Regions from separate parts of the Mus musculus genome. Here all the other regions are linked to region 1. The links are chromatin loops, found by intact Hi-C in ENCODE. Cell type or tissue: heart. All regions are shown on one strand. Region 1 has its middle 23 kb from the start of Adgre1. Region 2 holds the start of Gm46589 (a long non-coding RNA gene). Region 3 overlaps Rfx2 (regulatory factor X, 2 (influences HLA class II expression)). Region 4 holds the start of Gpr108 (G protein-coupled receptor 108). Region 5 has its middle 2.6 kb from the start of Vav1. Region 6 holds the start of Slc25a23 (solute carrier family 25 (mitochondrial carrier; phosphate carrier), member 23).

Evidence for each region. Hi-C counts contacts between places; a loop is a spot of excess contacts. Peaks named below come from ENCODE experiments on the same cell type or tissue, not always from the same donor. Only the 100,000 strongest peaks of a DNase experiment are listed, where the experiment ranks them.
Region 2: it touches region 1 in a loop (10-fold over the local background); 28 of 42 quality-filtered maps call a loop at or near these places.
Region 3: a loop joins it to region 1, with 3 times the contacts of the local background. A loop is called at or near these places in 11 of 42 quality-filtered maps.
Region 4: a loop joins it to region 1, with 9 times the contacts of the local background. A loop is called at or near these places in 13 of 42 quality-filtered maps.
Region 5: it touches region 1 in a loop (7-fold over the local background); 19 of 42 quality-filtered maps call a loop at or near these places.
Region 6: it touches region 1 in a loop (2.7-fold over the local background); 3 of 42 quality-filtered maps call a loop at or near these places.

The regions. Positions count from the first base shown.
Region 1 is chr17:57,333,063-57,338,062 of GRCm38, forward strand. No RefSeq gene overlaps it. Among named protein-coding and RNA genes, the nearest start is that of Adgre1, 23 kb to the right of the region's middle. In heart, CTCF peaks have their summits at 1,881 (motif pointing left) and 2,820 (motif pointing left); DNase peaks (open chromatin) are centred at 1,889 and 2,829; H3K27me3 peaks cover 396 bases.
Region 2 is chr17:57,094,086-57,099,085 of GRCm38, forward strand. The region is part of intron 3 of Gm11110 (predicted gene 11110); the gene reads right to left. Gm46589 (a long non-coding RNA gene) reads left to right here and starts at 2,035. Exons shown (of 3, transcript XR_001782170.2): 1 at 2,035-2,735; 2 at 2,822-2,886; 3 at 4,210-5,000. In heart, a CTCF peak has its summit at 2,669 (motif pointing right); DNase peaks (open chromatin) are centred at 2,196 and 2,646; H3K4me3 peaks cover 933 bases; H3K27me3 peaks cover 1,090 bases.
Region 3 is chr17:56,806,410-56,811,409 of GRCm38, forward strand. Rfx2 (regulatory factor X, 2 (influences HLA class II expression)) reads right to left here. Exons shown (of 17, transcript NM_009056.2): 2 at 1,825-1,916. The coding sequence starts at 1,908. Among named protein-coding and RNA genes, the nearest start is that of Gm41604, 15 kb to the left of the region's middle. In heart, a CTCF peak has its summit at 2,289 (motif pointing right); DNase peaks (open chromatin) are centred at 2,282 and 4,022; H3K4me3 peaks cover 357 bases; H3K27ac peaks cover 1,981 bases; H3K27me3 peaks cover 1,214 bases.
Region 4 is chr17:57,246,509-57,251,508 of GRCm38, forward strand. Gpr108 (G protein-coupled receptor 108) reads right to left here and starts at 1,181. Exons shown (of 17, transcript NM_030084.4): 1 at 1,003-1,181; 2 at 256-375. The coding sequence starts at 1,128. It overlaps Trip10 (thyroid hormone receptor interactor 10), which reads left to right and starts at 2,943. Exons shown (of 15, transcript NM_001242389.1): 1 at 2,943-3,063; 2 at 4,234-4,349; 3 at 4,447-4,503. The coding sequence starts at 3,040. In heart, CTCF peaks have their summits at 1,980 (motif pointing right) and 2,991; DNase peaks (open chromatin) are centred at 1,263, 1,973, 2,943, 3,513 and 2 weaker places; H3K4me3 peaks cover 4,754 bases; H3K27ac peaks cover 4,256 bases.
Region 5 is chr17:57,274,025-57,279,024 of GRCm38, forward strand. No RefSeq gene overlaps it. Among named protein-coding and RNA genes, the nearest start is that of Vav1, 2.6 kb to the right of the region's middle. In heart, a CTCF peak has its summit at 3,012 (motif pointing left); DNase peaks (open chromatin) are centred at 1,247, 1,547, 2,247, 2,987 and 3 weaker places; H3K4me3 peaks cover 2,602 bases; H3K27ac peaks cover 665 bases; H3K27me3 peaks cover 2,146 bases.
Region 6 is chr17:57,058,728-57,063,727 of GRCm38, forward strand. It overlaps Slc25a23 (solute carrier family 25 (mitochondrial carrier; phosphate carrier), member 23), which reads right to left and starts at 1,136. Exons shown (of 10, transcript NM_025877.4): 1 at 794-1,136. The coding sequence starts at 946. It overlaps Crb3 (crumbs family member 3), which reads left to right and starts at 3,504. Exons shown (of 4, transcript NM_177638.5): 1 at 3,504-3,646; 2 at 3,868-4,039; 3 at 4,910-4,971. The coding sequence starts at 3,967. In heart, a CTCF peak has its summit at 1,940; DNase peaks (open chromatin) are centred at 434, 1,004, 1,744, 1,884 and 2 weaker places; H3K4me3 peaks cover 4,086 bases; H3K27ac peaks cover 1,714 bases; H3K27me3 peaks cover 2,518 bases.

The DNA of each region.
Region 1 (5,000 bases):
ATGTTGGTTGAGACATAATGGACTTGGAGGTCATCTCACCCCCTGGAAAATTGACGGTACATTACCAGAGAGTCAGGGACATATTTTTTTGAAGGCACAGCATCGTGATGTGTCTGGAGAGAAGGCTCAGAGGTTCAGAGTTCTTGCTGCACAAACATGAGGACCTGAGTTTGAGTCCCCAGCATTCAGGAAAGATCTGGGCTTGGCCAACCCTGGGCAGGAGAATTGCTGGGACTTCTGGCTGTCAGCCAAGCTCTGCATTCGGCAAGAGACTAGGTATCAGGGGAATGAGTGGGGAGTGTTAGCCTCCAGTGGCCTCCACACCTGTGACGGTATAAGCACCTGCATATGTAGAATTACAGGTGTGAGTACATCCCACATAGCACACACACTAAAAAAAGCTGAGTCTCAGGGCTAAGCTGTGTTCTCAGCACCCTAGTGCAGTGGTCACAACCCCTTTGGTAGTTGAATGACCCTTCCACAGGGGTTGCATATCACAATATCCTGCACATCAGATATTTACATTACAGTTCCTAACAGTAGCAAAATTACAGTTAACAAAGTAGCAAGGAAATAATTTTGTGGTTGAGGAATTGAGTTAAAGGGCCACGGCTTTAAGAAGGTTGAGAATTACTGGTCAAGTGGCTAACAGAGGCCACAGCACTGCCTGGTTCTCTCTCAGGAAAGTCAGTGCCCGAGTGCTGTCTCACACACATTCTTGGCCAACGATAGACTATGGCACAGGAGTCTGGTCTGAAATGCTTATCACGTCTGAAGGGTCTGCCTTCACTGTAGGGAGAGTCACTGGATTTGCGGGCTTCAAGAACTGCATTAGAGTTCACTAGAGGAACAGGACTGATAGAATCAATAGGTATCAAAGGAAGATTTGTTCGTCTGGCTTATCTGATACAGCCTGGGCAGTCTATAATGGCTGCCTGTATGCTGCCAAGGCCGAGAACCTGGTAGCAGCCCAGTCTATGAGGTGGGTGCTGCAAAGTCCAGATCTGAAGGCCTGGGGTGGGGGGATTTCTGGAGGGTCCCAGGTCTTCAATGCATGTCAGATAAGGATTGTAGGAACAACACAGGGGCAGTAACAGAGTGGAGGAGCTCTCCAGGAAGGGGCAAAGTCCCCCCGTGAATTTCCCCAGAAGCACGTCTCTCAGCTGATTCAAGTTCAAGTTCAAGTCCACAGTCAAGGTTAACCATCACAAGCACCATGGTAACAGAATGCTGCCTGCTCCCATGGTTCTCCCATGAAAAAGAAAGGCTGAATCATGCGATGCTGAGGAGTTAGAGGTCACGAATCTGCTCTTGGAGCCATTCCAGCCATGCCCAGAGTGTTCAGTCCATCTTTAAGGCTCAGGGTGGCAGAAGTTTGTATTAGTCAGCTCAAGTTACGTTTTGCTGTAGTGACTGCCTACGGTGGGTTGACTTGTAGGGTCTGTGGGGGATTGATGTGGGAAGACCCAGCCTGTAGTGGGCCACACCATTCCCTAGGCAGGGATCCAGAACTGTGGAGAAATGAGCATGCTGGCCTTCACTTCTTCATTCTTGACTGTGGTTGTCACGCGGCCAGCTGTTTGAGGTGTGTGTTCTAACTGCCCCACAAAGATGGGCTGTAATCTAGACCTGTAAACTCAACCCCTAGCTTCCAAAGCTCCCTTTTTTTTTTTTTTTTTGGTCAGGATATTTTATTATAGCAACAGAAACTAGGCCAGTCCTCAAAATACTCTCCCTACACTGTTCTAGGGATTTAAAAACATGGATGAAGATGTGGGAAATCGGACATAAGCTTCAAACGCAGGGGCAGACATCCAAGCAGGACCGGTCCGAGGCAGACAGCTGGACGTTAAAGGCACGATCGCCCCCTCGCGGACATGTGCGGTAATGACACAACGTCTGCAGCTGGGCGGGTCGTTTGCAGAGGGGAGGAAAGACGGAAGAGATTGAGTTTATTTGTGGGTGTGCACACGTGTTTACTCACAAGTCTGTGGATATGAGCCTAGAGAGGCCCCCAGGAAGGGACCCTGGTATTTCTGGCATCTCCACCCAGTCTTCTAGAAGGAATGGCCAGCGGCACTACTGGATGATATGGTGTCTTCAATTTATTTTTAGTTTATTTTCTTTTCTGTTTTTTATTTTTATTATTTATTTATTTATTTATTTTTTTGAGACAGGGTTTCTCTGTGTAGCCCTGGCTGTCCTGGAACTCACTCTGTAGATCAGGCTGGCCTCGAACTCGAACTCAGAAATCCACCTGCCTCTGCCTCCCGAGTGCTGGGATTAAAGGAGTGCGCCACCGCTGCCCGGCTTAGTTTCTTATTAAATTTATTTGATTTGTGTTTGTGTGAACGAGTGTGTGAGTATCCCGAGAGCAATAGGAGGCCAGAGGACATTGTGCAGGAGTCAGTTCCCTTTTTCTATCGTGTAGGCCCTAGAGATTAAACTCAGGTCATTAGGTGCAAAACTTCTTTACTTGCTGAGCCACCTCACAGCCCCTACCCTTCAATAATTTATTGTTACATATTTTTCTTAAAAAATGTTTACAACTTATTTTTATCTCTAGTGATTTCTAGGTGGATCTGAGCTTCATTTGTTGAATTGGTACTCTGGATAATTTTATTATTTTTTAAAAGAGAAATGCATTTATCCGAAACAATGACCCTTGTACTGGTGGAATTCCAGCCTATGAAGTCAGGCATAGACTCCAGCAGGCTGTGTTTCCTTGTCTGTGGCGCCGAGGCCCCCATTTTTCACTTCAAGGAACACTTTGCAGTCTAACCACACAGCGCTCACTTGCAGCCCTGTGCTGCCACCTAGCGTCCACGAGTGATATGGCCCCTGGGTTCAACTGTGTATATTCCCCAACTCCTCCCAGATCCGCTGTCATCCAAATCGTCTTACAACACCATGCCTTCTTTTTAAATTTTAAATAGCCCATCCAGTTTAATTTGGGGTGTCCATGTAGTACTTGGTGTGTGGCTATCCACTGGGGCATGGTCAGCCTGCGGGGTCAGGGGCATAGTTTAAAGAAAACTGCCTCTCCCTCCATCAGCAGCCATCAACTGTCCAGCTCCTCAGTTAGGGTGGGCTCATGAGCCCTTCCAACTCCTGCTGTAAGGTTGACTGGTCTGATTATAAGCAGCAGCCACAGGTGCTGTAGTTTATTAGTACCGAGATCCTGCTTCAGTCGTGCCTGACTTCTGGCTCTTACAGTCTTCCTTGTCTCCTCTTGGGGAGAGGGTTCCACCTTATTTTTTTGAGACAGGTTCTTCTATAGCCCTGGAGTTCAGTAAGTAGGCTGGCCACCTTGGGGATACATTGATCTCCACACCTCCCTCTCTCCAGGGCTAGATTATAGAACTTCATTTCCATGCCTGGACTTTAAGTGAGGGTGTGCAGAGCTCACTCAGGGAGCTTTGCTTGCTTAGCAAACACTTACTGACTGAGCCTCCCCTCCCCCCACAGCCTGGGTCTCTCTATGTAGCAGATCAAGGCTGGATTTGTGCTTATAATCCTCCTGCCTCAGCCTCCCCAGTATCTGAGATTTCATAACCTGCACCACGAGGTTCAGCTAGAGTGAGCAGTATCTGTTTTAATAAAAACTTAGGCTGGCTGTGGTGACAAAGGTCTTTTATCCAAGCACTTGGGAGGCAGAGGCAGAGGCAGAGGCAGAGGCAGAGGCAGAGGCAGAGGCAGAGGCAGAGGCAGAGGCAGAGGCAGAGGCAGAGGCAGAGGCAGAGGCAGAGGCAGAGGCAGAGGGAGAGGGAGAGGGAGAGAGAGAGAGAGAGAGAGAGAGAGAGAGAGAGAGAGAGAGACAGAGAGAGACAGAGAGAGACAGAGAGAGAGAGGCAGAGAGGCAGAGAGAGAGAGAGAGAGTGAGAGAGAGAGAGAGAGAGAGAGAGAGAAAGAGAGAGAGGCAGAGGCAGGCACATGCCCTTGAAACTAGCCTGGTCTACAGAGTGAGTTCCAGGACAGCTAGGGCTACACAGAGAAACACTGTCTCAAAAAACAAAACAAAACAAAACAAAACAAACAAACAAAACAAAACAAAAAACCAAACCAAACCAAACCAACCAACCAACCAACCAACCAACCAACCAAAAAAACCCAAACAAACCCCAAACCAAAATCCAAACCAAAACCCAAAACCCCAAAACCAAAACCAAAAACCAACCAACCCCTCCTCCCTCCCCCACTAAATGGGTGTGTGTGGACAGGGCTCAGTAGTGAATACACTTGTCAGTTTCTGATGACCCAAGTTCATCCTCTGGAACTCTTGTGGTGGAAGGTGAGGACCATTTCTTGAAAGCTGACGTCTGACCTCCACATGCACACAGCAGGATACACATTCAAACAAACAAACAAACAAACAAACAAACACATGAGAAAGGACAAGGCGATGGTTGAAGGGGAGGGGGATGCTAACTGCCTCGAGAGGTCACCATTTCACTCGTAATCTACGTACCAAATTGTTAAGGTGTGCATCACCCGACGAGGAAAAAAAAAAAAAAAAAAAAAAAAGGAACGGAATAAACCACACAGCCTGTGTACTTTGGAGTCTCCTCAGCAAGGGAGGTGGAGAGGAGGCCGGTGGGATTGAGGGATAGGCTGCACACACACAGAACCTGGATCCGTTTGAAGTCCTAATTAGAAACCAGCGTCTCTGTGGATGGTTGTGCTTTTCCTGAAGCGTGCTGGCTGGCCCAGCTGCTCCAGTGCTCGCTCCACAAACGTGAGGATCCATGTCTCGACTTGCGGATTCTAGGGTAGCGAGGAAGACCCCGTCTTAGGAAAACACATGTGAGTGGCACAGATTTGACTTAGGAGGTTAGAAGACCAACCAACAAGGGAGGGCACCAAGTTGATAATGGTGGGCAGACGAGAGGAGTTGGGAGCGGGAGGGGGAGCACATGTAGGAAGTTCTCAAAGAACTAATGAAAAATACATTAAAGCAGACAGTGGATGCTGCGTGATGGAGAAGATTAAGGTTGGTCTGC
Region 2 (5,000 bases), 240 kb before region 1:
CTTCTTATTCAGTCCTGGACCACATATGCCTGGTTGGGCTTTTTAGCCAGATAGAGAGGGCATCAAAAAGCCAAAAAAAACCAAAAACAAAACAAAGAGGCAATCCCAGCCAGGTGTGGTGGTATATACCTTTGATCCCAGCATTTGGGAGTTTGAGGGTTGCCTAGTCTACAGAGTCAGTTCCAGAGTAGTTAGGGCTACATAGTGAGCCCTTGTCTCAGAACAACCAAGGAGGGTAGAGAAATGGCTCAGAGGTTAAAAGCACTTGTTCTAGCACATGACCAGAGTTCAGTTTGCCACACCCATATGGTGACTCACAGATGTTTGTAACTCCAGTTCCAAGGGATTTGTTGCCCAGTTCTGGCCTCCATGGGTTCTGCACACATTGAGGCACAGGCATATAGGCAGGTGAAACAGTCAGATAAGAAATTAAAAATGGGCCAGGCGGTGGTGGCGCATGCTTTTAGTCCCAGCACTTGGGAGGCAGAGGCAGGCAGATCTCTGAGTTCGAGGCCAGCCTGGTCTACAGAGAGAGTCCAGGACATCCAGGGCTACACAGAGAAACTCTGTCTTATCCCCCACCCCCCACCCCCCCAAAAAAAAGAAAAAAAAGAAAAAGAAAAGAAAATACCCTTCAGGCTTGCCTGCAGTTGTATCTTATGGAGGCATTTTCTCAAGTGAGACTCCCTCCTCTCTGATGACTCTACCTTGTGTCAAGTTGACACACTTGGGTAAGGGGTTGCTTAAGGCAGTATGGGTGACTCAGACAGCATTAAGTCCATCAGATTGGCCTGTGGGCAGGCCTGTGAGGCATTTTCTTGATTTCTGATCTATGTGGGAGGGTCCAGCCCATATGAACAGTGATATCTCCTAGGCAGGAGGTCCTGGGTTGCATAAGAAGGCAGGCTGAGGGCTGGAGAAATGGCTCAGCGGTTAAGAACACTGACTGCTCTTCCAGAGGACCTGAGTTCAAACCCCAGCAACCACATGGTGGCTCTCACTACCATCTGTAATGGGATCTTTGTCCCCTTCTGGTGTGTCTGAGGAGAGCAACAGTGTACTCACATACAATAAATAAGTAAATAAATCTTAAAAAAAAAAAAAGAAAAGAAGGCAGGCTGGGCAGACAGGAGGGAGTGGGTGTGTTTCATGTCCTCCATGGTCTTTGCCTTAGTTCTGCTTCTAGGTTATTTCCAGTTCACCCCTGGATAGTGGGCCATGCGCTTTTCTCCTCAAGTTGATTTTTGGTCCAACAGGGTAGATCAGATATGCGGTACACACTCTCACACCAAAAGATACACACCTGTGTATGCTAAGTGTGATGGGCTGGAAGCTATGCAGAGTCCCTTTCTCCAGCTGACCTTCGATGACACAAACACACGTTGGTTGCATTCCACATGAATGGGTAGGCACACAGTCCAAGTGCACACCCTGGGGCAGGCAGCCTCCCCGTCCCCATCATCCCACAGAGAGTGGGACTCAAGGCTGGGCCATATGCAGGTATGGTGGTCTTCTGAATTGGGGGCGGGGGCTAAGGAAATGGCTCAGTGGCTAAGAGCACTTGCTGCTCTTGTAGCGGCTTAGAGTTCAGTCCCCAGCACTCAATCCCTGCTCATAATTACTCTAGTTCCAGGGAATCTGACCCCCTCCTCTGGCCTCTCTGAACACTTGTAGCATCCGCTCATAGACAACGCATTACACATTAATAAAAGCAAACTAAATTTTAAAGAGAATAAGGGTGGGCGTGTCCAGCAGCTGGAATGAGAATTTGTAAGGCACAGAAGGAGGTGGAGGCATTTTAGACTGCCTTGCCGTTAACCAGGTCCCAGGTGGACGAAGGAGTAAAGTAGTCTCTGAGGAAGGTCCGATGGGAAACAAGCTTTCTTTCCTAGGCTGTTAGAGTCCGGTGGAATAGGGAGAACAGCGGGGGATGTGGGAAGGACCAGGGCGGGCTCTGGGAGGCTGATAGAGAAGTCTGTTAAGCCTACCCGGTAGGGCCTGAGCAGGGGGGGGGGGGGGGGCGGAGGGGGGTCTTTGGAGATTGGCAGGGAAGCAGGCGAGGCAAGAGAACTGAACCGCCTGGGAAGCTAAGGGAGCGGGAAGTAGGCTGGAAGAATGACGTCAAAAGTGGGAATCCACAACCTCGAGGAAGCTGTTGACTGGGGAAAGTGGGCAGGGCGTAGAGAGAATGACAGAGCAGCTGGGAGGGGCTAAGAAAGTGGGAGGAACCTATAGAGATTGAGAAGTGAGAGGGACCTGGGAAGTACACAGCTGAAAAGTAAGGATGTGGGGCTAGAGAAAGTGAAGGAGCCATTGGGAGGGACTGCAAATGAAGGTTTAGAGAGTAACAACTGGGAAGTGGACGGAGCCTAAGGAGAAGTGTATGGGCTTGGAAACCAGAGTCTACTCTCAAGTGGCACCATGGGCTCTGGCCACTTTCGTGTTGCTGATGCTGGCCCTGTAGGAACCATAGTGACCTGCCTCCTCCTACAACATCCTCACTGATCGTATCTCGCGGTCATACAGGCTTCTCTGGGTTCCGGTCCTCGGGCTGGTGGTCCTCCCGGCTTCCAGGTTCTGATGTCAAGTTCTTCCAAGGCTCGGCAAGTTTGGGGGGCAGACCCTTCCACCTGCATCTCATACAGCCTAGGGCGAGGATGCCGTCCACAAGGGGGCGCGTGTGTCCCGCGCTGGGATCCAAGGCTGAGTAGGAGGGAGTTCTGTTCACAGATCTGGTACCTGGATGTTTTATTGGAGTATTGGTTTTGTTCTTGTTGTTTGTTTGCTTTTTTTTTTAATTTATTTTATTTTGTCTTTATAGGTGTTTCGCCTGCCTGTATGTCTGTGTGAAAGTGTCATAAGCCTTGGAACTGGAGTTACAGACAGGTCTGAGCTGCCATATAGCTGCTGGGAATTGAACTTGAGTCCTCTGCAAGAGCAGCCAGTGTTCTTAACCATGGAGCCACCTAATCCTCACTGTTATTTATTTTTTTTTTTTTTAAGATAGAATCTCTCACTGGTCTGAGGAGTCCAGCTATTTGTCTAGAATAGTTTGCCAATGAGTTCCAGGAATCCTCCTTTGTCTACCTTCCCAGACTAAGATTATAAGCACTTGACAGCTTGTCTTTTTTTTTTTTTTTTTTTTTTTCCAGACAGGGTTTCTCTGTATAGCCCTGGCTGTCCTGGAGCTCACTTTGTAGACCAGACTGGCCTCGAACTCAGAAATCGGCCTGCCTCTGCCTCCCAAGTGCTGGGATTAAAGGCGTGTGGCGCCACCACGCCCGGCTCTTATTATTATTATTAAACAAAACAACAAGCCAGGGGTGCTGGGAAATCAAATCAGGTCCCCATGCTTATGAAACAAGTGTCACTGGCTGAGCTATGTATGCCTGGCATATTAAAAAAAAGTTTTAAAGTTTTACTTGTATTTATGTGTATATGTGTGTCTCAGGGTAAGTGCAGGTGAGTGTAGTGCCTATTGCTGCCAGAAGAGGTGTCACATCCCCTTGGATCTGGAATTACAGGAGGTTGTGAGCCACCATGTGAGGGTTGGGGACTTAACTCTGGTTATCTGAAAGAGCAGAGTAGGAGTACTCTTACCTCAACCCTTTCCATACCTCTTTTATTTCCCTTTCTCCTCTCTTTCTGTCCTCACGAGACAGGGTCTATCTCTGTAGCCAAGGCTAGCCTGAAACTATACATAGGCTGGCCTCAGACTTGTGTAATGTCCTACCTTAGCATCCCAAATGCTCAGGTGACAGATATGAACCACCACACCTTGGCTGTTCAGTGTGTTTGACAATGATCTCTCTCTCTCTCTCTCTCTCTCTCTCTCTCTCTCTCTCTCTCTCTCTCTCTCTCTCTCTCTCTCCCCCTGCCCAGGGGGCTATGGTGTATTTGTGGTTGCTGTGTCTGTTCTATGTCCTGGCTGTGGGTGTCTTTGTGTTTCTGTCTAATTGTGGCTGTCTAATGGCTACTTCCCCTGGCAGCACTGGGGAATCCCTTACAGATGATAGTCAGGCTGGGATTCCCTTTCTACTCAGCTTGGTTGATTTCCCATCACTGAGTTAGCTCTTATCAACCTCTGAGGGGTCCCCAGCCTGCTCAGCCACTCCCCCATCTTTCTCAGGGAAGAACTTATTGTTGATGTTAAATTTTTCCTTCTTCCAGAAAGCTATGGTCACCTTTTCTTTCTTTCTGGGTGCTTAGTTGACTACAGGTTGTTCATGGCTAAAAGGAAGGAGGAGGAAGATAGAAGGAGAAAAGGAGGAAGAGGAAGAGGAGGAGGAGGCAGAGGAAGAAGAGGAACCCAAACAAAACTTTGTACACATGGAAATGCAGGCTAGAGCCATACCACAGACTCCAGTGTGGACAAACCTCCGGAAGCAATTGTAATGCTGACTCTTTGCTCAAACTGGAAGATCCTGTCCCCGTGGTTCAAAGGCATGAGCTGTCTTTGCTGTTGTGTGACTGGTGATGTCATCAATGGTAATCTGAACGATTCCCTTTTGAAGACTGGAGAGATCATTTCCGTTCTCTGCACTTTTTGCTGTTATGGGCTTTGCTGTTGGTCAAAGGGTCTCACATAGACCAGGTTGGCCTCCAACTAGACTTTTAACCGAGGCTGATCTTGAACTCCTTCCTGATCCTCCTAACTCTGCCTCCAGAGTTCTGGCTCTGTGTAGATCCTTTCAAACATCCTCACGGGTCAACCCAGAGGCAGGATTTGTGTACTGGATTTCAGTGTTTCAAAGTCCACATGTAGTCACTGACACATGCTAGGCTGTGTAGGCTGCCAGTGGCAAGGATGGCTGAACTTACTGAGTGACTGCTGTATGTCACAACATCCTGGCTCCCTCACTGTGGACACCTTGAATTTTGAGGTAGTATTTTTTTTTTTTTTTCGAGACAAGGTTTCTCTGTATAGCCCTGGCTGTCCTGGAACTCACTTTGTAGATCAGGCTGGCCTCGAACTCAGAAATCCGCCTGCCTCTGCCTCC
Region 3 (5,000 bases), 530 kb before region 1:
GAACCCTTCTACTTTCACGAGGTTCACTTTATATTGCGCCAATCCCTTCTCAGTTAAAGGGTAGTCAGGAAGGGCTATGCGCACATGGCTCTAGGTAAGAGGCCTTGCTGCACAGCATGAAGATGTGAGCTCGAATCCCAGCACCCACACAGAAAGCCAGGTGTGGCTACAAGCTCCTATGATCCCAGTGTACAGGAGGCAGGGACAACAGGACCTCTGAGGCTTGCTGGCCACCAGGCCAGCTATAGTCAAAGCCGCCGCTTCAGGACAATAAGGTGGAGAGGGACAGAGGCCTCCATCACCTTCACCTGGTAGCCTGTGTCCACACCCAGCACATCCCCTCCACTATTGTGGCACACACCTCCAATACCAGCACTCGGGAAGCCGAGGCAGGAGAGTAGTTGAGAACTTGAAGAAAGAGTGCATTACAGAGTGAGGGCTGTAGTTTGCAGGGCATTTTCAGCATTGCAGAAACTGCCCTCAGGCACCATCAGCCGTGGTCTCAAACAACAAGAGCAAAACAAAAACAAACAAACACACACACACACACACACACACATCCCCTGAAACACTAGGGGTTGGGTTGGATGTGATGATAAATAGCTGTAATCCCAGGATTCAGGGTGGAAGAAGGGGTGAGGCTGAGGCAGGGGGATTGCTGACAGTTCCAGGTCAGCCTTGAGTTACATAGTGAGACCTTGTTTCAACAGATCAGCAGAACAAAAGCAGAGGCACAGAGTTGCTAACACTGAGAGTGTGATGGGGCAGCTCGATCTGGGCAGTGGAGGGTCACGACATCAGAAAGCATGTAAGGAGCTGGAGGGGTGTGGACGAGGTGAGCAGCTTTGTGATGGAGCCCTTTTCTGACACGTGTAAAGGCACTGGGTTCATCACCAGCATTTCAGGAGAAACAAAGGGCAGCATCTGAAGGTAACTGCCTATCTATTGTTAATTTCCCCTCCTTTGGCTCTCTGAAAAAATAAGTTAGTATGTGTCCTATGCCTGTGTCCCTGACCTTTCAGTTTGCCTGGCATGCCCATGTGTCCTGCCCCACACTTTACTCTGAAGGCTGGTGTGCTCATGGCTACAGAAAACAGTGGTGGACGTCTCTCAAGAATGAATCTGGGCTGGGTGGGAAGCACATTCAAGACCCCGGGCTCCATTTCTAATATGAGGTAGGGGGAGAAGGAGATGGAGGAGGAGATGGGTAGGGGATGGAGGAGATGGAGGAGAAGATGGGGAGGGGATGGAGGAGATGGAGGAGGAGATGGGTAGGGGATGGAGGAGATGGAGGAGGAGATGGGTAGGGGATGGAGGAGATGGAGGAGAAGATGGGGAGGGGATGGAGGAGATGGAGGAGGAGGAAATGGAGGAGATGGAGGAGAAGATGGGGAGGAGATGGAGGAGATGGAGGAGGAAATGGAGGAGATGGGGGAGAAGATGGAGAGGGGATGGAGGAGATGGAGGAGGAGGAGGAAATGGAGGAGATGGGGGAGAAGATGGAGAGGGGATGGAGGAGATGGAGAAGGAGGAGGAAATGGAGGAGATGGGGGAGGAAATGGAGGAGATGGGGGAGGAGGAAATGGAGGAGATGGGGGAGGAGGAAATGGAGGAGATGGAGGAGGAGGAGGGTTGAATGGAGCTTTGGGGAGCATCCTAAGATTTCTCTCTACTTTGAATTTTTCAGTTATTTTTCCTTAGGCACAGAAGCTCTCCAGAGCGAGAGCCAGTTGACTGGTGGGGTGTGTTCTCTCCTCATCTGTGTCATGGTTCTTTGGTGGCACTTTTCAAAGAGTGCCGGGATGGCAGGGCGGGCACAGTCACCTGTGGGGAGGCTGGCATGGGCTGGGCTGCAGGACGCAGAGCCACTGACGCTGGCGAATCTGCTCCTCCCTCGGAGTTCTGCATGCTGGGATCTAGAGCAGAGAGAGTGGTGGTGAGGTGTCGGGGGGTCACACACCTGCAGCCCATGGCCCTGAAGCTGAGCAGCCATGATCACTGATGGCGGCAGGGGGCAGCTCCAAGAAGAAAGCGACCACTGCACCAACAGTGACCACCCAGGTTCAAATCCACAGAACCCATGTAAAAAGCAGGCTTGGTGTTTGTGCCTATAGCCCCAGAAGCGGAGAGGGGCAGGAGGACCCCGGTCTCAGATTCAGTCAATAAGCTCCTGTCTCAACAGTCACTGGAGACAGCCTATGACATAGAGTGCCCACAGGAAGAGGGGATGAATCCCTGTTTGGTGACACTGGGTTCTGCACCCGCCTGTGCTGCCCCATTGGTGATCACTAGATGGAGCCAGAACCACGCAGTACAGTGATGCGCGTCAGTGTAGCGGTTTCCAGAGGGAAGGCACTTGGAGTGGCTCAGGACACAAGCGGAGGGAGGCAGGAGCGTAAGGAGTTCAAGATGAGGAGTCTAAAGCCAGCCTGGGCTACAAACATAAAACAAAAAGTATTCTGTAAGAAAAATCTTTTGTGTATACACACACTGGAATGAGTAACTAAGCTGATGAATGAATAAATCAAATTCAGTGTTTTAATCCGACAGAGGGGAGGACGGCTCAGTCAGCAAAGAGTCCTTCAAAGGCTCAAGGACCTCTCAGTTCTGAGCCCAGAACCCAGTAAGAATCTTGGAGTCTCAGTGACTGTGAGATGGGAGGTGGAGATGGGGCAGGGGGAGTGTTCCTGGAGTTCATGGGCCAGCCTGGGCCACAAGGTGAGTTTCAGGGCAGCCTGGACTACTGAGTGAGGGAGGCTCTGTATGAAACAAAACTTGTCACCAAAGACTCACAAGAATGTCTGAAATGAACAAATCTAGTAACACCCAGTTGCTTCCATTCCATTCCGTGTCTGAACAATGGACACCTCATTCATACAAAGAGACAGACAGACAGACAGACAGACAGACAGACAGACAGAAACACACACATACACACATACACACACACACACACACACTAGGTGTGGTTGATCATGTCTTTGGTCCCAGTACTAAGATGGGCTGGGGTGGCCCAGGTCTCAGGTGGGAGAGATGATAACAGCCAGTGATGGCTGGTGGGTTTGTTGTTGGTACTGCTGCATGGTGCATGAGGTTTCCATGAGGGAAGTTCAGTGGGCCCACAGGTACTAGCCCTGAGGGACACGTGGAACATGTCCCCTGCCCAGGCTGGGTCTCTCTGTCCCTGTACTCAGCATGGGAGTCCTCTGTGGCTACTGAGTCCTCACAGTATGCACCACCCTCCTCACTCAGGAGCTGCCCAGGTTGTGGGATCAACTGTCAAGGAGCCCAGAGCTGAAGTTCAAGTGTGCCCTCCTCTCCTCATTCCACCTGAACCTCGGGATGACACTAGTGGCTGGCAAGCCAGAGAGAAGCTGGGATGTATCTGAGTCAAGTGAAAAAGTTAAAGGTTGTCATTCAATAAGGGAAGGCCACAGATGTCAAACTGAGGTTGATAAGCTACAGTTAGGTGTGTCGAATGTGTGTGTACGTATATGTGCATGCATTTGCTGCATGGGTGAATGTGTGTGTGTGTGCTTGTGCATTCTGGTGTGTACTGGCTGGAAGGACTGCAATAGCAATGGTGTGGCTGAGCTTGCTGGGCACGGGAGTCTTGCTCACTGGCCCTCTGCTTCTCTGCTTGGTTCTTTGCCTCTCCTGAGTTCTCTCCTGGGGGGACCTGGCTTTCTCTACCTGTCCTCACCTGATTTCCTCCCCTATGGGGGTCTCAGGAACCTGAGAGCACTCTGTCATCCTGCCTCTCTGAGCCTGGCTCATGGTTCCCTGGTGACCCAGCTCTACCACATACTGCCAGTCAATGGTCCAAAAGAAGGCCTCAAGTCTCCCCAAGACCAGCCTCTAATCCAGTCTGTGCATTTGACCTTGAACTTGACAGAGTGCCCAAGTGGAGTTGCTGGATGGCAGATTGCAGTGGCCAGTCTCCTGCTGTCTCCAAGGACTCCAAGAGGCAGGCACAGGCTGCAGTGCGCTGGGGTCTGGCCTGGCGCCAGGTGGATCTGCTGGGGAAGCGCCCTTTGTTTACAGGGGGAAAAAAAAATCTTGGGTTGCCTAGCAACAAGTGGGCAGGCAAGGAAGGGCAGGGAGGCTGTGAGCCATTTCTGGGCTGGGTTCCTGGCTGTCCTGACTCACTGTGACCTTAAGCAATTTCTCTCTCTTTTATCCCCACCCCTCTATCCACCCATCCAGGGGTGCTGTGACTCTGTCACTTGCCACTTGGTTAAGCTCTGCTGTGGGGGAATCAAGCCTCAGTTGGTCTTTGTTAGTCTTGGTGGCAAGACTGGCACCTGAGTCCTACCCACCAATGCAATTTGTATCCCTGCTCTGAGTAGGGGGACAGGTCCAGCCAGATGGGCCCACACTCCAGCTCCCCTACAGACAAGTTCTCTTGGTTCCCTGTGACCTGAGGTCTCAGGAGTAAGTGGCCTGTGTGTGACACTGGGCATTGGTGACCTGTGCTGGGGGCTGCCCTGCTTAGCATGGACCTGAAGGTGATGCTGGCAACTGTAGCGGCTGGCCATGGTGGCTGCATCTTGTCTCCCTCCCCACTGTGGAACTGAGTTCTTCTCTTCCATGCCCCTGAACTGCCTGCCTCTTGGTATTCATCAGGGTTGAGAGAGCTGAGCACTGTTCATGCCAGTCACACTGTGTGACAGTCACCCATGTCCCCAGGAAGGGTCAGGGTCCCCAGGGATACCAAGAAACTCAGCATTTTCTGGCTATCAACCCTCTGAAGCCTGAGGTTGAACTCACACAGACACCCACACACTGAGTGGAGAGAGGGCTCAGAGGTCCAAGGGCGGGGGCGCCCTTGCCAAGTGCCGGCCACCCTTGTAAGATTTCCTTCAGCTGAACTTTTGCAGTGCCTGAAGCCAGCCCTGTTTTTGCCATTTGGAGACTGGGTCTCCAGTAGGCCTGAGTTCACTGAGTGCTGAGGTTGGCCTTGAACTCCTAACCTCCAGCTTCCACTTCTCCAGGGCTGC
Region 4 (5,000 bases), 87 kb before region 1:
TAAAATGCATTATATACATGCATATATGTTACATATATACTGGCTGGCTAATTTCTGATCCTCCTGCCTAAGCCAGCAGGGACACTAAGATGACAAATCTGTACCCTCAAACCCAGACTGCATGAGACACTGTATTCATTCTTAGGTGACAGGTGGGGAAGGCTATGAGACTGGCCACAGATCACACCGGTGAGGGACAGAGCTAAGACAGAATCCCAGAACTTGCACACTGAGTCCTCCCATGAGCCCCCTCACCTTTGGCAACTTCTTTTCTGTCTCCTGGAGGCTGAGTCGCAGTAAGCTCAGCTCTACTTCCAGGGAACCATTGGTGTAGAATCCGAAGCTGTTCAGTTGGATGTCAGCTCGCTTCTCCCCCTGCAGGAAACCAAAGACACAGTGGCACAAGGGCACTCTCCCCACCAAGTCCAGCACGACGGCGTGTTTCCCTGAGCGTCTCTATACATTTTTATTCAGGACAGGAGCATGTGAGAAAGCCTTCCTGGGTACATCGTATTGGTGCTGGTGACATTTTCCTACTTCAGTCCGAGGCAGCTAGAGGGTGGGGTTGTGTGTCCATGGGGTGAAACCCTGGCAACCCCATGACAGTCCCCATATAGACGTGCACCACCCCGAGAGCGGGCTACATAGGCTGGTGTGACTAGTTTCGACTTTCCAGAAAAGTTTTCGATTCTATCTGGGCTAAATTTTGAAAGTAGTCTCCTGTCACTCCCCTAAGTGAATTCCAGGAAGATCCTACCAGGTGGTACCCCTTCCTCCCAGGTCCTATGGTTGTTACCAAGTGTTCCCTGAAAGTTTAAGCGCCAGGAGTCAGGGGTCCCAGGAGATGAAGCCCCGCCCTCTAAGCCAGGCCAACCCATTACGAGCACCGGGCGGGGAGACCCCGGGACGAGACCACTAGCGGCCTGCAGTGGGGGGTGCGGCTGCTCCATCCACCGGCGGAGCTATGGGGGGAGACAACGAGGCCAAGCCTGCGGGGCTCACTGTGAGAGTCAGCCGGTGGATACGGCCTGAGCAGCCGCTCAGCGTCAGCACCAGCAGCGACAAGTATCCCCATCGGCACTGCGTTGGGCTCTCGCCGCTGAGCCCCCTCCTCTCGCTCACTGCCATCTCTGGGGCTGCGACTGCCCCCCGAACACAGCCTCTGACGCCTGATAAGGCCTACCCACTTTTCAGCCAATAGTCGCACGACGTGGTCTAGTCACCCAATTAGCAACTGAGATTCTTTTGATTGTCAGAAGGCCTCCCAAATGGGCGTGCTTATCCTTTTCAGCCCCGGCTTTCATACTCTCCAATCGCTAAACAGATTGTCCCGGATGTAGTTTGAGGAACAGGACGATTCACCAATGATCCAGGAACCCATATCCGTCCCTTAAAGCGGAATTCCTTCAGCAACTCTTAACGGTCCAAGACTACATTACCCAGAATATAGAGGGAGCAGATCCGTGCAACGAAGCATGCATAAACTACATTTCCCAGTATTCCCAAGGACGCACTTCCTCTCCCACCCCTCACTTCCCCGATACCCTGCTCCCGGCCAGAAGTGGAGACTTAGTCAACGTACGCGTCTATGAGCTTACCTTGTTTCAACTTTGCTGGGCCACCGAAAAGCCTAAAATTCTTCGCACTATGCTGATCTCTAATCCTCGGCTGAATGCCGCTGTAGGTCCTACCTGAAGACTCCGCCCTAGGCGTAACCTTGCAGCAGCTGAGTTCCCTACTTCAAACTGAAACATAGGCTCCTCAATTCCTACTGAGTCCTCAGATCTGGAAGAGTCCCAGCTGCTGGATCCTAGTTGTAGCTTGCAACTCTTAATTAGATTGCTGACCCTGGCGCGAAGCTTCCCACCGTAGTGTGATACCTTTTTCGTCACTGGGACTCTGAGTCCTTCTCCACCCTCCTCCACCATCCCTCTACCCCACTTTACATCTCAGAGCTTAGCCCACAAGCCACCAGCAGGTGGGGCCAAGGCCTATTGGAGCCTCAGTTCCAGCACTGGCTCCAGGGCGTCTTTCCTCAGAAGTCTAGACTGCTCTTCTAGCTGCAACACAATGGTGTTTTGACACTTGCGTAGCGGCGGAGAAAGCACCTACAGCCAGGGAGAGTGGGGTGGGAGCCAACAGGGCCTCTTCCCTTTTATCCGGGAGCCTTAAGGGGGTTTACAAGGCGTGAAAGGACTTTTATGATTGGGAGGACCCGAAATCCTAAGCCCCAGGGTCCCAGAATCTAGAGGCAGTTCTGATTTGGGCCTTACATACTGAATGAGGCTGGAAAATGTGTAGTCAAGTGCAAGTGCGCGGTGCTGTGCGTGCATGCGTGTGTGTGTGTGTGTGTGTGAGTGTGTGCCTAGCCCAGAACGGTGCCCAAAGGACAACCTGTCCTCTGTTTCTCAGAGGAGACTCTGGCGGGAAGGAAGAGAAGTCAGGATGCGGTGGTGTTGGGGGGTGCTAATGGACCTGGCCTTGGCTGGATGTGCATCCTGGGCAAGATCGAAGTCATCCCATCTCTGTGGCCGGAGGGAAACAGACTATTAGTGAGACGAAATGGAGATTTCTGGAGCCGAGTAGGTCCCCGCAAGAGCCTAATGACCAACCACAGATTTTCCCTGCCATGGAGTGGGGACACGTGGGAAAGACTGCTTGGATTTGGGGTTTTGATCTCTTGACCCTTTATAAAAAAAATGCGAAGTTGAAAGGAAAGGATGAATAGTTTGGGATGGCAGAGGAGAGAAATATGGGGTACAAATTTTGAAAATTAATCGAGGCGTACTTTGAGGTGGCGCATGGCCCTTTAATGGGGGGCGGGGCATCATCTGGACTCCGCCCTCAGAGCCCCCCGCTGGGGGCTCGGCAGAGTAGAGGCGTGGAAAGGCACGAAGGGGCGTTGTAATCTAGGCTGGTGGGCGTGGCCTGGCGGCGGGGCGGGGCGAGGTTGGGCACACTGCCCTGGGGCTGAGTCTCCGGTGGAGGGCGGCGGAGACCCGGGCAGGAGGCGGTGGCGTCCTGGGCGGCAAGAGCAGCATGGATTGGGGTACCGAGTTGTGGGTGAGTCTTTTTCCCCAGTTCCCACGGTTCTCCCTTGCTGGGGTCCTGGCTTCTCCGCTCTTTGTCCCCGAAGTACCTTAGCCCGGACTCCACGCTTTCCCTTGCAGCTGATCCCTTGGGTCCCCGCCCTCTGCCCTCCGCACTCACTCAAAAGTTCCTTTGGGACTTTCAAGACGCCCCGAGGACGTAGGGATACTTTGCCCAGGACCCGCATAGGGAAACTGAGGCACAGAGTTGAGAGGAAGACCATCTGAAGAAGTCCCTGGACCAGGCCAGGGAGGGGGGACAGCTGGGTGAGGTCACCTATTTTGAGCGCCCTGGCCTGGCTTGGAGGCTAATCTTACGGCCCCTGGGTCCCTGCCCGTCGCCCGCCTGTCCGGCTGGGAGGGGGAGGGGACCCTTTGGTCACCTTCTGTCCCACGTGGGGCCTTACCGGGTTCCTTCCCCGCTTACAATTGGAACGCTGAGGGGGAGGGGAAGGGGCTATAGGACTCGGCCCCGGGCGCTGGGCGGAGCCACCCCTTACCCGCCTCTTAACCTCACCCAGGAAGCCCTAGAAGTTTCCCTGAATCCTTGTCGGACTATTGACCCCTCCTCTTTCTGGAGGCGGTGCAATCTTAGGATGTAGTGGGGGTGAGCCACTATAGTGGAGGCATCACAGAAGCAGGGGAAACTGAGTCACTCAACTGAGGATCCCGGGGGATCTTGGCGAGTGGGGAAATTTGGCCATAGAGGCCCCCCGACCCTGCTTCCACGCACTTTGAGCTGCACGAACTCATCCCTTCTGTGCCTGATTTTTGTGCCAAGCCCTCTTGATTTTTTGGAATTTGGAGGGGATTAGAGGAGGGGTGAGGGAACTGGCGTGGTTTAGCCTCCTTCCACACCCTTGCTGGCCACCCCGATTCCGAGAGACCCTGCTGTCTGGTTTGGGGCCCTGGCCGTGTTGTCCAGGCCCTTCCCTGGAGGAGGACATGGGGGTTCCCGCCAGCTTCCTGCCTCCCCTGCGCCACGCCGGGGCGGCGCCTGGGGAAGCCAGCCAGCCCTTGCTGGAACCGCTAAGCCCCGAGAGATTGTCCACCCCACCCCACCTCCGCTGTTCCGGGTCGCTGGGATTTCGGTGCCTCCTACCCAGGTGACCCTAACGTTCCCCAATCGCGCTCCTGCAATCAGGATCAGTTTGAGGTGCTGGAACGCCACACGCAGTGGGGGCTGGATTTGTTGGACAAATACGTGAAGTTCGTGAAAGAACGCGCGGAGGTGGAGCAGGCTTATGCTAAGCAACTCCGGTGAGCATGAGGGTGGGTGCTCGCTGCTCTGGGACTCCAAGGGGAGACCGCAGGAGGTCCGCGTTCTTAGCCTCCCTGCCTCTGTCCCAACCTTTAGGAGCCTGGTGAAAAAGTATCTTCCCAAGAGACCTACCAAAGATGACCCTGAAGTCAAGTAAGAATGGGAGGGGGAGGGGCGAGGGAGGGGCTGGAGGCGCAGGTCTCTCACCTTCTTAGAGGCCACTCTACCTCACACTTCCAGTCCCACCTCCTGTTAGTCTGGATGTCCTAAGGTGGAATTTACTCGCTTCCAGCAGGGAGCCCTTTTTGGTTTGTAAATTCTCAGCTTCTATTTTCCCCTCACTGTGCTGTAGCTGAGTTATTTGGGGGCTTCTTATTCTTTATATATTTTGGAGAGCGAGATGCACCCACTTATCCACAGAACGCAAGTCCTCTGGAAGTCAGAGGACAGTTTGAAGGAGTCAGTTCTTGCCTCTCACCATGTGGATCCCAGGGATCAGACTCTGGTGTTTAGCCACAGGCACCTTTACCCCTTATACCACGTCACCAACCCGAGTTTTTATCTTTGAGATAAGGTTTTGGTTGTCCTGTTACTCCCTTTAGCCAGGACTGGTCTCTTAACCCAAGAGCTTTAATGTATCAGTGACTTTG
Region 5 (5,000 bases), 59 kb before region 1:
GCATACCTAAAGCCAGGTGTGCTCCAAAATATGCACACTTCCTGTTTGTCACCTAGGTAACTCCGCCCCCTCCCACTCCCCATGGTCCTGAACTTCACACCTCATATAGAATTTTCTGTTTCTCCAGTAGCCAATGGAGGAATGGGGGCAGGCGCAAACTCTAGTTCAAGTTTGGAAATCTCAATCGATGGAGTCGTCATTGTCTGGGTCTTTTGGGGGATAATTTACTTGGGCGGGGGAGCGTAGGGGTGGGGAAACAGGGAAGGGAATAGGCAGACTTGAGGGAGATCTGTGGGTCTACTGTGTCTGTGCACAGCTGCACAAAGATTCAGGGGTGTAGTCTCCAGCAGACACTCCACAGATTCAGGTGGAGTTGGGATCTGGGGGGTCTCACTTTTCACACTAAGCTGATATGGATGATTTAAGACCTACTGTGTATCAGCCTGTCCCTGGAAGCTCAGTTACCCCAATTCCAGCTACAACCAACAACCAACAGAGAGATGAACGAAGATAATTTCTAATGGTCCCTCCTGGTTTAAGCCATGAGACAGGAAGATTCGAGAAGGAAGGCTAGGGGGAGCAGGCTTTTTTTTTTTTAATTTAAATTTTATTTAAATAAACAACATTCAAATTCATTTACATTATATAAAAATTAATTTAAATGACAGACCGGGTGCCCAGGTTCGAGGATGGTGGTCAGAGGACAAATCTGTAGAAAAGGCTCTCTCCTTCCATCTTCACGTGCGTTCCAGGGACGGAACTCAGGCTAGCAGGCTTTAGGGACAAGCGCCCTCATCAGCTGAGTTATATTGCCAGCCCCACGCGGACTGGCGTTCTTTAAGTATGAAAGGAGGCGGTAACTTGGGAGCTGAGACCTAGGTTTAGATTGAGGCAAGTTTTGGGATGCCTGAGAGGTCCGTGGTGGTGGGGTATGGAGAATGAAGAGTGAGGCGGTTAGACGGGCTAATTTTGATCTTTTCACAGGACCAAAATGCTGATGTGGGTGAGGAGTGGACCAGAAAAAGAGGCCAGGAGGGGAGACCACTCAGTAAGAGGCGCGCCCCGTTTTAGCCAGTGACCACAGGGGAGTTTAGGAAAGGTTTTGGAGCCAGCCAGGGAGGGAGGGGCAGATCCGGATTTGCGATGGCGTACACGAAAGTGGAAGCCAAGAGTATTTCCGCAGAGAGCAGGAAACACGCTGGGAGCTGCGCGAGGGCCACCTAAGACACGCCTGGGTTCCCGGACACGCATGACGCGTGGCTATTCACTTGGAGAGCTATTCCGGCGCCCGCAGACTGTCTTGGATAGATCCTCCGGTTCTCCCTAAGGGCTGATGGCTCCACCCTGACCAGTAGGGAGCCCGGGATCTTACAACGACCACCTCCTCACTTACCTGGAGGGGACTCGGGGAATCCGACGGGACTCAACCTGAAGGCTCAGCCGCTGAGCAGCGAAATGCCCACACCCCAGCTAGGCCCAGCCTCCGCTGCCCTCACCTGGCTGGTGCCCAGCCCCGGCCCCTGGCTCCGCCCCTATAAGCCCCGCCCCATCGAGGCCCTCTCCGTCAGGCCCCGCCTCCATAGGAACCTCCCAGGCGCTCAACCAGCCCCTTTGGAACAAGTCCCCGTCGGAAGCCGCGCTCCCTTTGAACCTCTGTGTGTGTGTGTGTGTGTGTGTGTGTGTGTGTGTGTGTGTGTGCGTGCGCGCGCGCCTGTGCATGTGCGCGCGCGCGTGTTTGTCTTGTTCTCTTTATTTCTTTTCCTTGGCATCTCCAAGTGGCCCTTACTTACTGTCCAGTTCTTTAAACAGACGCCCCACCTCCTCACGGCCACGCCCCACTAGTGCTGAAGTTTGGGAAACTAGAACGATTTTTACGCTTTCTTTCTTTTTCCTCTTCGTTTTTTTCTCCTATCTCCCAGCTCCTTTATAGCACTCAGCTATGTATCCGAGGATGACTTAGGCTCCTGATCCTTGAGAGCCGGGATGACAGGTGTGCCATATCTGGTTTATGTGGTGGCTGGGACTGACCTGAGAGAGCGCCCTGCCCACTGAGGGCCAGCCTCAAGCTCTGGAATGACTTTTACTACATGCCATGTCTCCCTGAACGAGTTGAGGCTGTCTCTCCAAATCCCCAGGGATTCAAGTCGGTTCAGGGCAGCTCTGGGGCTGTGGCGTCAAACCTGCAGCTTCCTCCAGGCCCGCCCCCGCCCCGGTTTGGAATTGTGAGAAAGGCGACAGCCTCCCGCTAAAGACGGGATCGGGCTGGATTTTGGGACCAGGACGAGGAAAGAGGGAATCTTTTCTCAGGTTGGGGGTGGGGCTGTATCCTGATGGCTGGAGAAGAGTTAGAGGAAGTCGAGGGTTGGGAATTTGCGGCAAGAGAGGCAATACTACGTTTATTCAAAGGCCACGTTTGTACACTGGCCCAGCACGCAGGAATCAGGATTTCAGCGTCAGCCTTAGATACATCACGAAGTTCAAGGTCAGTCTGAGCTCTACATGAGACTTTAGTAAAGTATTCTATATAATAGAGGCAGCCCTCATTAAACTCCTACGGTAAACCAAGACAATTCGGCTTGCCTTCTCTTGTCTCAACGGCTCAGTTTTCAGTTACATCCTCCTAGGAATGAGACGTGTACCATTCACCCCCATTTTCTCTATGGAGAGATCGAAGCACGAGACGAGAGGAACTAAGCCATTCGTGCAAATGTACCTCAGCTTGGAAGTGGTGGAGATGGAATTCGAATCTAGAAACCTAGTGGGCGCTCTCCAGCTGCCTCTCGTTTTTGTTTTGTTTTCACTGCCTGGCCTTCCTACCCTAACTGCGTGCAAAGAAAACAAATTGTTACCCGGTTTAGAGAAGAGGGAGAGGACGCGTAGGAAGTCACAGACGCCAAAAATAGGGGATAGAAATTGTCCTCGCCTGTAAGGTTGCAAAACGGGAGGGTTTTCAGGTTGTGCCCACCCCTACCCATATCCTCAGTGCGTAAATGAGACTCAAGCTGGTCCAGTGAAGCCGTTTAGCGCCGCCTAGAGGCCATAAGGATAAAAGGTGGGGTGCTAAGGAAGCGGCTTGGAATCTGGTGGGTTAGTCAGGGAGAGGCTTGCTTGCCAAGGTAATTTTAGTTCCTGAGAAGCTATGGTCAGGAAAGCAGTACATATTTGTTAGACAAATCAACTAATAAATGACAGGGAAGGGCACTGGTGACCTTGACTCGGACGAGAACTCACAGCAGGGAAGGTGGGCTTATAGTATGATAATTAAGGGTGGAGGAGGGCTGTGGCTTAAAATTTAGGAAGACTTAAGGGAAAAAAAATGACATTTGGGGGCTGGGGAGATGGTTCAGTCAAATGCTTGCTACTCAAATGAGAGGACAAGAGTTCAAATCCCTAGGGCACAATTAAAGCAGGAGGAGGTAGTCTGTGCTCTTTAATCTCAGTGCTCCTAAGACGAGATGGGGGCAGAGACAATTCTGGAAGTTCAGCTAGCCAGGAGCAGTTAGCCCAGGAGTAAGAGAGACTCTATGTTAAGTATGTGGAAGAGAGGGTCTACACTGAGGCTGTCCTGCCACCTCAACACACACGCCATAGTGTTCTCTCTCTCTCTCTCTCTCTCTCTCTCTCTCTCTCTCTCTCTCTCTCTTTCTCACACACACACATACAAGTTTTAAAGAAAAAAGGAAAAGTGGGTGGTGAGGGTGAGAGGGCTCTGTGGGCAAAGGTGATTGCTACCAAGCCTAATGATCTGAGCTCAATCGTTGGGGCTTGCATGGTGGAAAGAGGACCTACTCCCTTGGGCTGGTGAGATGGCTCAGTGGGTTAGAGCACCTGACTGCTCTTCCGAAGGTCCAGAGTTCAAATCCCAGCAACCACATGGTGGCTCACAACCATCCGTAACAAGATCTGACCCCCTCTTCTGAAGTGTCTGAAGACAGCTACAATGTACTTACATATAATAAATAAATAAATAAATAAATCTTTAAAAAAAAAAAAAAGAGGACCTACTCCCCCATGTTAACCTTTGACCTCCACACATGTACTGTGCCCCACATGTACCTTCACACATACACACATACATATGTATATATATACACACACACACATATATATATGTAATAAAAGTGAAATGGCTTTCAAAGTAGAATATATTTTCTAATGTTTATTATAGTTCTATTTGTTGGCAGTTTCCTACATGTTAACAACCTATCTTCGTCCTACCCACCCTCAACTCCCCTCTGACTCCGAATGAGAGTGGACTCTCTTTACCTTATCCCCACTTTCTTGCTCTTTTGTAACCCTTTGCATCCATTACTGCTGCCTGTGGGCATGTTGGCTCCCTCCTGGCTTTGTCTTGTGCTGCCACCATAACTGCACGGAGTTCATGAGCGTAGTGGCCATGGGTATGCCCTGGAGATAGCATTTCACATCCCCCGCCCCCGACTCTTACCGACTTTCTGTTCCTTCTCCCTTGAGCCTCGGGCTGGTGGTGGTATAGATGTCCCATCTATGGCTGAGCACTCAGTAATCAAAAAGTAACATGTAAGAAGTGATGGAGTGAATTAGTGTCTTCTGTCAGGTGGTGGGCACAAGTGCAAAGGCCCTGGGGCAGGATGGAGGTCAGGGAGTGAAGAACAGAGAGAGGAGAAGAGGCTGGCAGGGGTTGGGGCAGGGTGAACAGGGCCTTGTGGGGTGCAGGAAAGACATGAGTTTTGGCCCCAAAGCAAGGTTGAACCAGGAGGGTTATGGGTGGTGGAAGAATGGTTGAGACTTGACTCAGTGTTCAGTGGTCCCTTTTGGCTGCTGCAGGGGCAAAAGGCTGTGAGAGATCAGGGCCGTAGACTGGGGACCAGGAGGAGACAGGAGGTGACAGCCTAGGTGCCTACGGCTGGATGAGATAGTGGCACCTTAGTTCAGCAGGTGCCCAGGTCTGCTCAGTGTAGGTGGAGAAAGACGAGGTCACACCAGTGAGTGGAAGCTGTGAGGGCGTAACTGCAGATGCT
Region 6 (5,000 bases), 270 kb before region 1:
ATGGGGCCTCTTTATATTCCTATCCAAAAGTTGGACCTTAGACTCAAGGTCAACAAAAATGCAATAGGTCTGTTTTAGGGAAGGCTAGGGGCTCCATGTCCCCTGTCACACGGAGAAAGGGCCAGTTTTTGCTGCTCCCCACTGCCACCTCCCATACTGGAGCTAGAACCTAGGACCTTTGCACATGCCAGGAAAGCACTTTACTGCTAAACTGCACCCCTACCTCAAATTCCTTCCTAGACAGGTCAGACCCCAGTAGAAGCAGAGTGACCTCAGATGGACTGACTCCCTAGCTGGAGCAGCCTGGGGCAACTGGCCAGGTCCGGGAAAGAGCCGGCTGGCAGCAAATGTAAATAAGAGACTAGGAGAGCTGGCTAGGGGCTCTGTGTGTGCTCCAGCAAGGATGTGAAGTTGTGTTAGCTGCAGGTGGGAGCGGGTCACCCCTCGGATTGTGCACAGAGCAGAGGAGGGTTTGGCTCTGGGCCGTGGAGGGGAAAGCGTCCCGCTCTGCAGTCCATCCCCCCCAGTAGGCATCCCACAGGGGGTGGGGGAGGGGGCGGTGGGGGGGGGAGGGGCCGCTGGGTCCTGGCAACCGCAGCCACTGCAGGCCTGGAGCCTTGGCAGCCCTGTTTCGCGACGTCAGGCCAGACGCGGGTGGACAGAGGGAAGGGAACCTAGACAGAGGTGGTGGGGTCCAGCCAACAGGTAGCCTGTGGCTGCCGTAGCCGCGGCATTAAGGGGCACCGGTTACGGCGCGGGCGGATCCTGCCGCGGTGGTCGCTGCCCATAGTACCTGCTGTGCACGGTCCGGATCTCCCCTTCCCAGCCTGGCCAGCCCCTGGCGCAACTCGTGCACGTCCACGCGGCCGTCCTTGTTGCTGTCTAGTTCCTCGAACAGGCGACCCCAGCGCTGCCGCCGCTCCGCGTCGCTTGAGCCCCCCCGCATGGCGCCCGCCCAGGGGGGAGGGGAGGCCCCGCAGCGACGGCCTCGGCGGGGGCTTTCTGGCTCCCCCTCCCCCCCGGGGTCCCCACAAAGCCAGCTCCCGCGCCCACCCGCACCGCAGCCTCTTCAGTGCGGGGCCGAGCTCCGGCACTTGCTGGAAGTGATAAATGCTAGTCGTCCCCGCCCGCGCCAGAACTTGGTCTCCTCCTCCGACCCGCATTACTTGGGGGAGGGGGCTGGGGGCGGAGCAGGGGGCGTGGGGAAGCATTCTAGGAGGCTCTGGTTTTGCACATCTGACAGCGCATTCCTGGGACGGTAGGAGAGGCAACCGTCTTAGTACTCTGCTTGCCTCAGTTTACCCTTTTTTCCTTAAATGGTTTTGGTAGGGAATTGTCAGGAATTGGATTCGTAATCTTGTTCATTTACACCTTCCTCTCTAACGGATCACTTATCAGAAATTCAAGTTTTTGCTTCTCCCAGGTCTACGCAAAGAATTCTGAACCAGTTTAAAAGCTTCTTTCGCCCGCCTGCTCTAGTTAGATTCCCCAGTCGATGATAGAAACAGCAGATCAACAAAGAGGTGTGGGCTCCCTCCCCAACACTTCATTCCGCCCGCGCGCCTCCTTTTCTTGGTGACACTCGGAGAGAGAAACGCAAGGTCAACGAGCGGCGCGGCTGCAAAGTTAAATCCTTATTGGTCAATGCGCCCTAGCTGCGGCGGTCCGCTCTACCTAGGCGGGGCTTCCCGGTTGACCCGCCGCGGCCTCCTGTCCCGCAGCTCGCAGCCCGCTAGGCATTCTTAAAGGGGCCGCGCCCCAATTCAGACTCTCTGAAGGCTGCTCTTTGCAGACCTGCCTGGAAAGGGAGTCGCGGACCAGTATCTCCCGCGCCACTAAAGATAACGATCAGGAGGAGGGGCTCTGGAGGCGGGGCCTCAGCCGGCGGCTGTGGTTGCACCTGCTGAAGTCCCGCCCACAAGTTTCGGGTGCAGTTTTTCGTCTCACCGTCAGGGGGAAGGGCGTCCGTCTGACCGCGAATAATAAATAAGAGCTCACATTGAGTGCGTTGCGCATGCCAGAGCCCTTCACTCGCTGCTCAGTAACGAACCTACCCCAAACCCTGTGAGGTAGGTAGGTGACACTAGCTTTTCCCACGCTACAGTGGAGAAATCAAAAGCTTCAAATCTTAGTCTGGATTCCCATTTAGGGCCAGAGCAGAGATTTAAACAGAGTTTAAACCACCACTCCCAGGAAGGGACGACGCCTCATTTATTTATTTATTTATTTATTTATTTTTCTTGTTCAAAGACACAGTCTCTCTATGTAGCCACGGAATTTACTATGTAGACCGGGCTGATCTGGACCTCACAGAGCTCCACCTGGGATCTAAGGCGTATGCTACACTACAATGGGTGTTGTATATAGCCTTGTATGTGCTAGATAAACTAGCCACAGAACTCCAGCTGCAGCTCTATGGCTATTGTTGTTATTGTCCTTTTGAGCCAAGGTCTCTGTAGCCTCGCTGGCCTTGAATGTGCAGCAGTTCGCCTGCTTCGGAATCCCAGTTGCTGGGACGGCAATCACGTGCCATCATATCCGGTGCATGACCACCTTTTACCCAAAGATACATCCAGAGGTCATGCGGTCCCCACCCAAGCTGTGCCCATACATCTGTGGTGAACAGGTGAAAGTCCCACCCACTCCCTCTACCAGCTACCAGATGTTTCCATGCATAAGAGTTTCTGTGTGGGTGCCGTGGGACATCACTACTTCTGCGCAGACGCCCCAAATCCATGCTTCCTCACAGACACTTCCCTGGCAGGTGGACCTCATACGGATGTTCTTCAGTGTGGACATAAGGCCTTCCGTTAAGCTGGGCGAGATTCTGCACAGATCTTTGTCCGGTTTTTTTTTTTTTTTTTTTTTTTTTTAATACCGCACGGGTTTAATCTAAGCAGGTGTTCTGATTACACTCTGACTACAAGCCTACATGTATCTTTCTACAAAACTAGTCCTGTACAGGTTGGTTGATTTTTTTGGTTATGGGATGAAAATGGAACCCAGGGGTCTCAGGCATGCTAAGGAGGAATTCATGGCTGAGTAAGGGGCGATCCAATCACTAAGACATTCTTGGAAGGCGACCTTCACTAGGCCATTTAAGGCAGGGGTTCTGGCCCCGAGCCACGCTCCCAGCCCCTTTTACTTTTGAAATAGGGTTTATTCAGGCTGGCTTTGAACTTGGGGTCCTCCTGCCTCAGCCTCCAGAATACATTTAGAATACAGGTTAGCATTCCCAGGTCTGACTTCAGGGTGTGAGTTCTTCAGTGTTTCCCATCGGAGCCCGCCTCTTATAAGTGTGTATCTTTCTGGAGTGTCGCCACGCCCCCCGCCGGGGTATGCACCCCTGTGCTTACACCTGCTCATTTCCGCCCTCTGCGGTGCTCCGGGTCGCAATGGGGTTCCCGTTACAGGTGCTCTGGCGGCGCGGCCCCGCCCTCTTCGCCCCGCCCCTCTCAGCCAGGCTCAGGTGCACAAGCCGGAAGTGCGCTCTTTGCCCAGGTGGGTGACTAAACTTTCCGGGTCACGTGAGCGGGCGGGGCGGGTGGGATCTGGAGCGACCGGGTGAAGGACGGAGACTCGGGGTTCCAGCTGGGAACCCGGGATTGGGAACCTGAGCGAAGTCCCTCTCAGACGCTGGAGTCAGGTAGGGAGGCAGGGCGCGCAGCCTGTCCTGTCCCCACCTCCTCCTTCCCTTTTCCTGGCCCAAGAATGCGGTCGGGGAGTTAATCTTTAATCTCTGACCCTTGGCGCCGAGGGCGGGGAGCGCACTCCAAGATTGGGTTGCCTGTCGCTGGGCCCCGAGCCTGAGTCCAGCCCCTCACCCTATGCTGCGCCCTCTCCCCCCCACCCCGGTCTGGTCCCCAGGTCCTGGGTCGCAGGTGCCCTCCTCGACCCAAGATGCGGTAGGAATTGGCGCCTTGGGGAAGTCCTGTCCTTGGCGTCACCAACTCGTCGCCTAAACTCATGGCGACCCCAGGCCTGGGGGTGCTCTTGGCGTTTGGTTTGCCGATGCTGCCCTCCGGCTGGAGCCTAACAGGTAGGTACTGTCCGGGGCAGCGCTCGGGTGGGAGGAGGGTTCCCGGGTTGAACTCAGAAGTGCCGGGCATTTGCGACCCAGAGAGGGCGACAGGTCTGAGGAATGAGCTTGGAATGCGTTTGGAGACCAAGTTTGAAAGCTTCAGGGCTGAATTTCAAATTAGTTTAGCTGACCTGCGAACTTTTTTTTTTTCCAGTTTTTTTTTCTCCAGTTTTTTTTTTTTTTTCTTTTAACGTTGCTGAGGCTCGAACCAGCGTTTTTCTGAACGCTCCGTACCCGCAGCCTAGAATTCCTGAGTCCTTAAGTCTTGTGGAATTTAGGAGCTGGGGGTTGTTGGGCAGAGCCCAGAGGTGGAGGAGGGGAGGGAGAGCCTGGGCACCTGAGTCTGCATAGTTGAGAGTCTTAAGCAGTCAGGGGGACCTGGAGGGAGCCCAGCTGACAGGGCTGGCCCTCCGTAGGTGTGGACCCAGCCAGACCTTCCCTCAGTCTCTAGTTCCAGTTTCGGGAGCCTGGGGGGTGGGGGGACCTTGTGAGTCACATACTCCTGGGAAAGGTTGAGCCCCGCCCAGGTCCTTAAGGGTTCTGGGCCGGAGTGATGGTGGAGGGGGACACGGTTCTGGAAGCCATCTATTCTAATAGGCTAACAATGGTGACTCTGGGTGGTCAGATTATTACCTGCTGGGCTGAGGGTGGCCAGAGAAACCAGCATCACACCCGAGGGTGGAGTGGGTGGCCTGGCTGTACTTGCTGCCTCAATTCCAGCTGGAGACTTTGGAAGGCGTTTTGCAAGGTCTGACTGAGTGGTGTGTAAGTGATAACTAGTGAAGAAGACCCCAGCATGGATTTTTTTTTTCTCTTTCTGTTCCACAGCACCGGACCCTTTCACAAATAGCACAACTCAACCCCCAGGTGATGAGTCCAACGGGGGCCTGGTGAGTTGGGAAGGTGTAAGAAGGAAGAG